2 separate regions of the Mus musculus genome follow, and region 2 is linked to region 1. The links are chromatin contacts, found by Hi-C or POLR2A ChIA-PET in ENCODE. All regions are on one chromosome and are shown on one strand. Each heading gives the region's core, a stretch centred on a gene start or an enhancer-like site at or near the end of the contact. The rest is flanking DNA. Distances are from core to core; before and after follow the strand shown. Region 1 has its middle 20 kb from the start of Sfmbt1. Region 2 holds the start of Stimate (STIM activating enhancer).

What was found. Hi-C counts contacts between places; a loop is a spot of excess contacts on that map. ChIA-PET counts read pairs that join two places held with the same protein, here RNA polymerase II (POLR2A).
Region 2: a map of heart shows a loop between it and region 1 (2.0-fold over the local background). The contact joins the promoter of Stimate here to the enhancer-like site in region 1. A Hi-C loop is called at or near these places in 1 of 37 maps with a recorded cell type or tissue (heart). POLR2A ChIA-PET finds 5 or more read pairs at or near these places in 1 of 5 experiments (embryonic stem cell).

The regions. Positions count from the first base shown.
Region 1 is chr14:30,694,200-30,697,667 of GRCm38, reverse strand. No RefSeq gene overlaps it. Among named protein-coding and RNA genes, the nearest start is that of Sfmbt1, 20 kb to the left of the region's middle. Within about 2 kb of position 1,890, at least 1 of the 3 ENCODE cell types and tissues checked has a DNase peak (open chromatin) inside an H3K27ac peak, as active enhancers do.
Region 2 is chr14:30,824,090-30,827,557 of GRCm38, reverse strand. It overlaps Stimate (STIM activating enhancer), which reads right to left and starts at 1,964. Exons shown (of 8, transcript NM_028839.4): 1 at 1,668-1,964. The coding sequence starts at 1,827.

The sequences.
Region 1 (3,468 bases), core at 641-3,140:
AAGATGCATCTGTATACTCTCTCTCCCTATGCTCCTAGGGTAGACATAAACGCAAAGCTCACTTGCGATATGGCCGCGGAAACACGTGCTTGGCAGTACTGTACACGGTGGCTAAGCTAAGTAGGCCTTGTAACTGAATGATGGTCCTTAGATCTCTCTGTTTAGGATGTGCCCTTAAGGACTTGGTTCACCAAGTCTGGGACTTGCCTATGTGTGAACTAGCACTCTTGTATGACTGGGACCTTGGACCTAGGGCTTCTAGCCTGAACCTTTATATGTTCCCCCAAATTAACTTCAGCCTCCTTTGACTGGGTATAGAGAAGAATCGCCCACGTTGGCAATGGGCTTAGCCCTGCTGGATAGGTAACAAAGAGCAGCCCTGTCTGCAACAAGCGTGGTGCAGGTGACCCTAGAGAGATGCCTCAGCCTGGCAGTCAGGTAGGGATAGTTTATCCTGGCAGTCAGGTAGGGATAGTTTAGCATGTTAACATAAAGCAGCTAGGTGGTGGTTTTAGAAAAGCACAGATCTTCCTGTCAAGCCAAACTGAAGGTCTGGCTTGCTCTCAGTCTGAGATAGAAAATAGGTTTGGAGGGATTCACCACAACTAGTCCCTTAGGATGGACACGAAACCTGCCCCTGACCTCTACCGTGAAGGTCAGAAGCCCCTGCTCTGTGTTGTAGGGATTACATGTGAAACGTCCTATTCATGAGGCTACGGCATCCCTTGGTCAGAGGCAGCCCATGACCATAACTGTATCTCTTAGTTAGCTCTACACTTCTGCTCCATCTTTCTACTCTTCGGAGCCTTAGCTTCCCAGTAATCCCAGCATTCAGAAAACAAAGACAGGGGGTCCCCAGGGAAAACTGGCTGGCTAGAGTAACTGAACTGAGTCTGTGAGCTCCAGGCTCAGTGAGAGACCTCAGTAAAGAGGGCAATGGAGGGAAGATGCCTCAGCTCAACTGGCCTCTGCATATCCATATACACACACCTACACAAACACATCCATATACATGTGAACACACACATGGGCATGTATACATACCATAGGCACAGGTAATAACGCAATACACAATATCAAGAGATAACATCACTTATCATCAAAAAGCACAGCACGTAGACACATTCAGACTCCATGGTGAGCACTACACTGATCTAGCACTCCTACTTGAATGTGGCTGTGTCCAGGCTCTGGTCTTGAAGTACACAGGCCCACTAGCTCTCAACTCCCCATCCCACCACTGAGGGACTGCTCAACTCTGACTCCCCTGGGCTTCTATGATTTTTTTTTTTTGTTTTTGTTGTTGTTGTTCTGAGATAGTATCTCATTCCGTAGCCCAGGCTATAAACAAACTTCCTGTTCATCTTCCCAAGTGTTGGGATTAGAAGTGTGTGCTACGCTCTTGTCTTCTTGCTCCTGCTCTGTCTTTTTGTCCCTTATCCCCTCTCTCCCCAACTTCCTCCCCCACCTCTCCCTCCATATGCTCATGGCCAGCCTCCTCTCTCTCTCTTTCTCTCTCTCTCTCTTTCTCTGCCTCTACTACCCCTTTACCTCCCATCCTCATGCCCTGAATAAACTGTATTCTATTCTATACTATAAAAAAAAAGAAGTGTATGCTATCTATATACCTGGTTTCATAATGTGAAAAACACACACACACACACACACAGAGAGAGAGAGAGAGAGAGAGAGAGAGAGAGAGAGAGATCCCTGATGGGTGCTTGAAAATATAGACATGAACATAAGCTAATTTCCCACTGATGATGTAGAAGAAATAAGATAACAGGACACCCTCTGGTGGCCTTCCATCCAGTGCCAGGCCTTCCATTACTCGGTCTGTTGCAAGGATTGCCAAGAGGAAGCAGAGGCAAGAATAACCCGTGGACTTGGGCACTGTGCCCATGAGCCCTGCTGGCAGCCAGAACCACACGATTTCACTCAGTTACAAAAGAAACAAATGTACGCAGCTCTGTCCTTCAATTGCCCCCCATGGTCTGACATCTGCACACCTGCAGAACATGTTCTTGTCATTACAGACATGCCTCTTAGGGACATCAGAGGCCACATGGGGAAGAGAGTAATCTTCAGCTCTAATTTGAGAACATAAAGATGTACCATGCTAGTCTGTCTTTTTCTGAAATTATGTCAACACGCTAGGGAAACAAGAAAGACTATGTGAGGAACATCTCTATTCTGTCCAAGTATGTACAGAGGAAAACACTGCTGTTTGTCTTCTGGCGACAATGGCTTATTCTCTGGAGTCTTTGTGATTTCTCCCATGGAACCCAAGGCAGGCTCTGTCTGGAGGAGTGGGGCAGACAATGTTGTGGGGCTAGACCTTTACCCATGAAGTCTGAAGTTCCGGGATTGCCAGCTTCTCTTTGTGAGCTGATGCCTAACTCTCCCAAGAACTGAAAGCCCTTCTGAGAGGGGCCTCTGGCAACCTTGTTCACTCTATCACCATTCACGATACCCTTTTTCTCCTGAGGCAGGGTCTCTGTAGCCTAGGCTGGCCTCCTTCTGTCACGCTTCCTGAGTGCTGGGATTGGAGGCTCAGCTCATCACACCTACTATGTCATGATTTTCAAAGAAGGTTCCTAAGAGTGAGGAGTGTGTGAGACAGGGTGAAGTCTGGTCTCCCCCAGACTTCCCTTTTTCTCACTCAGCAGGCCTGCAGGAAGCCACACTAGATCCACACACTGGAAAGAGTGCCAGGATCTCCCAGACAGGAACTAGAAACATGCCTTCATTTGTCGCCTCCCAATGTGAGTAAAGCAGTCATGTCTTAGTTAGTCAGTGTTCACTGATGGGCACTGATGGAGAACCCAACTTCATTCCACAGCCCAGGCCTTGTGACAGATGACAGAGGTGTGGATAAGATTCAGAGTAGGAGGCTGGTGGGAAGGAAGGCCTGGGGCTGTGACATTTTCACCTTCTGTCCCCAGTGACCCAGGGAAGACAGGTGACTTCTACCTAAGGCATTTGCCAAGCCAGAGAGACATTATTGTAAGCCATTCCAATCATGATGGCTACTCTTACGGCCCAGACTACTCTTACGGCCATTTCCATCAAGATGCAGGCAGCAAGCTCCACCCTACAGGCTGTCTATGATTAGGCCACCAATCTCTGAGCTTGCCCCAAGATCAGGTCACAAAATCTTACCACCACTCCTAGGCCACCCTGGAAAGTCACTCGCCCTTAAGAAGCACCTATATAAAGCCTGCTCAGGCTTCTGCTTCGGGTCCAGCGACTTCTCAGCTGAGCAGAGGTGGCCACCCTCTTGTGATGTTCCCAATAAATCTCTTCTGTGAGGTCTGTTGTGCAGAGTGACTTTCCCTGCCTGCCAGGATACATTTCCCTTCAGAGCTGTAACACTTGCATTGGGGGAAACCTTTGACCTCAGAGCTGTTCCACAATTGTGACAGTAGCAACAACTCCTTAACTTAAGGGCACTTTTTACTGCAGAAA
Region 2 (3,468 bases), core at 715-3,214, 130 kb before region 1:
GAACAAATCTACCCTGACAATTCTCATCGGTGAGCAACTCTGTCCTGACATAATGGCATGTCCCTCTCTGAATCACAAGTGAGCCTGGGAGTCACACAAATCAAATCCATGAGAACAGTCAGCTCCACACTACAAAATCCCAGGTTTTGCATAATAAAAATGAAGCCTATAGTTTCTTGAAAAAAGACAGTGGCTGGAGGAGAGAAGAGTGGGAAGGAGCAGAAGCCCATTCATAGTATCCTGAAAACACAGGCACAAAAGAATCTGCACCTGTCAGCAACCGATTCTGGTTAAGTTGTCACAAACTATCATTTTGAGAACAACTACACATTAGTTTCAGCAGAGAAAATGGCAAAGAAGCAGTGGCAAGTTGGGCACTTCTTGTTCAAAACCAAGCAGCCATAAAGAAATAGTGGTCAGAATCAGGGGCTATCCAGGGTCGCTTGAAGCCTGGGCGAGTTTGCCCAAAGAAACCTCTTGTTATAAATAAGCAAGGATAACCCTACTGCATCTGCATTCAGAGCTGCAGCAGGACACCCCCACCCCCAGTGAAGACTACATCCTGCTGGAACTCCCCATTCTGCCCACAGAGCACAGTTGTGAAAACATGTCAGTTTTGGAATTAATGCCTCTATATAATAGCTTAGTTATAACTCCTCTCTAACACATCACAGGGACACTCTCAGGTCTACGTGCCAAGAGAACTCCATCCTTTAGTGTCTGTGTGTGTGTATGTGCCCATCAGAGAAACAGCACAACCTCCCAACCCAAGGGCAAATATGACCCTTCCTCCAACCCCCATTGGGCAACAAGGGCCATCTGTGACTTCCTTCTTTACTATAAAACTCCCCAAGAAGTGCCTCTGAGACTTTCCCGGAGCCTCTAGCCTCCTCCATCAAGTCAACCAGGAGGGTTGTCAGAGTTTCACGAAAAAAGAGGAAATTTAAAAATGTAAATAACAAACGTGGTTTGGAAGAACAGCAAGCGGAAACTTCAGATACAACTTAATTGGGAAAGCTCAGGACAGAGCTGAACAGGTGAAAAGGGAGGCTGGGATGTGGGTACCGCGGCAGTCAGAGAGGATCTTCCCTGAACAATAGAGGGAGTAGGGCTGGGGGTCGCGCAGCAATGTGGGAGCACCGACTGCACTGCCCTAACACTACAGGTGGGTGTGGGTGAGTCTCCCCACACCCAACAGAGAGGGCAAACACTGGGAGTGAAGGTTCAGAGAGGAGCCCAGCATTAGGCTAGCAGACACTTAAGGGTGTGGGGGTCTAAGAGCCAAGGGGAGGAAGGCTACGAGGAGCCCCTGAGAAGAAGCTATGGGGGGGGGGGGGTAATCTCGGTCCATACCGAAAAGTGAGGTAACCTTAATTTGCGACGGCAAAGTGGGAGGGGACCAGATTTAGGCTGACATCAGACAAGAGACAGGTCTAAGGTGGAGGTGGTGAGGGGCAGGGTCACTCCTGGCCAAAAGCTCTCAGCCCAGGGTCCCGGACTCCCTTCTAGTCTCGAATAACCAGCACCGTCTCGCGGGAGAGGGAGGCACCGCAGCCCAAGGGCCCGGTGCCCAGGCCGGAACTCTAAGGGCAGGAGGGTCCCCGGGGTGGGGCTGGGACTGCGGCGGTCGACGTGGGGACGGGGAGGGGCTGGGGTCCCGGACTCACGCATCAATGTGCTGAAGGCCACGACGCCGAGCAGCCCCTGCAGGAAGATGCCGAAACTGTGCATGAGCGCGCCGCTCTCACAGCGGCCCGCCCCGGACGCGACCGTGGAGGCCGGCCCGCTCGGCAATCCGCGGCTCACGTTCCCTCCCGGGCCTTGCATGGCGGCCTGACGGGAGGGCGCGAGGGGCCGCCGGCCTCGCTGCAGCCCGGGTCGCGCTGCCCAGCCGCGACCCCGGACCTGGAGCTGGGTGCCGGTATCTCAGCCCGCGGCCGCCTCCGCGCCGCGCGTAACCCGACGTCCGAGATCGTAGAGCTTGATTGGTTGAGCCAGGCGTGAGGCGGGCTTCGATTCCCTCCGGGGCGGGGCTCTAGCCAGGGCTAGGGGCGGGGCTGGAGGAGAATCTCTGCAGGTAGGTAGAGCAGGTGAGCCAGACTGTGTAAAAGGAATCCCCAGAGCCCTGTGTTCTAGGTCATGAGAGCAGTGTCAGGGACAGTGATGGAGTCTGTTGCTAAATCCCTTTCCCCTCCAAGGCAAATCTATAAATGCCCTGGACAATTTCCTAAGAATACTCCTACATTCTGCCCTCAGATTCGGTTCACTACTTCGGAAGTGGAGTCCAGAACCTGAGGCAACATTATGCTAAGGCACGGTATTGAGTACAATAGTCTCAGCCGTCTGAGGTCTTCTTCCCACGCCAGGGATTGAGTGTTCTACTTTCATGGTCAAAAGCCAGAGGATTCAACTCACTATTCAAAGCTCCAGGGTGAATCCCTGTTCCCAAACATAATTTGTGGGGGTTTTGTTTTGAAACAGGCACTTTCTTAACCCTGCCTGTCCTCAAACTTAAAACAAGGACCTAGAAACAATGATGGCCTTGAACTCCTGATCTTCACACTCACGCACTCTAAGTGAATTATAGGTAGGTCTGTGACACCAGTCTGTCTGGTTTTGCTACTTTGCTTGAGATTGGTCTTGTTGAATTGTCCAGGCTAATCTGAACCTTTGGACAAAAAAAATGATCTTTCCACCTCAGCCTCCGAGGTAGCTAGGACTGCAGTTAAGTGCCACTACACTTGTCCCCCACCCCCACTTTAAATGGTTACTTCAATCCAGCCACTTTTCGCTTTATAAAAAGGGTGAGTTTAAGTGCAAAGTCAACATGCACAAGTCCTTGCTCTGTTCACTTCTGAGATACAACTACAAATAGAACGGATTTTGTTTTGAGACAGCATCTGGAACTCATTATGTAGCCCAGAATCTGCCCGACTTTCTCTAAAGGCATATGCCACCACACCCAGTCTGGTTTCTTTTCTTTCTTTTTTTTTTTTTTTTTACCTCCAAACCACCGGTGTGCACAGACTCCAATTTAAGTTTGTCTTACTACCCAGACCCCTAGACATCTCTGCTGTCTCTCTAGACACCTCTTGCTGGTGCCCTAGAGCTCTGACTTGTCTGCTGCATGTCAATGGGCATGTGCATGGTACAGGTCTAACCTACATCAAGGTATCTTTTTGGAACAATAAATACTAACTTTAAAGACATTTCCTCAAGAAGTTCTAATTATCAAAGAGGACTAAATGCTTTCCAAAGTTTGTTTGTTTTATTTAACAGGGATATAGACTCTGCAATCCATAGGAAATGCAATTCTGCAGCCTTTCTCTTACCGTCTCCTCGCACACCGGTATGGATACTACTCTCTAGCCCTGTGCCATGAGCTGCTGCCTAGGCGGCAAGCCACCTGTCTGCCCATCTCCACTGCACCTTCACCTTCTGTGTGCTCTGCTCCACCAGCACTTTCAG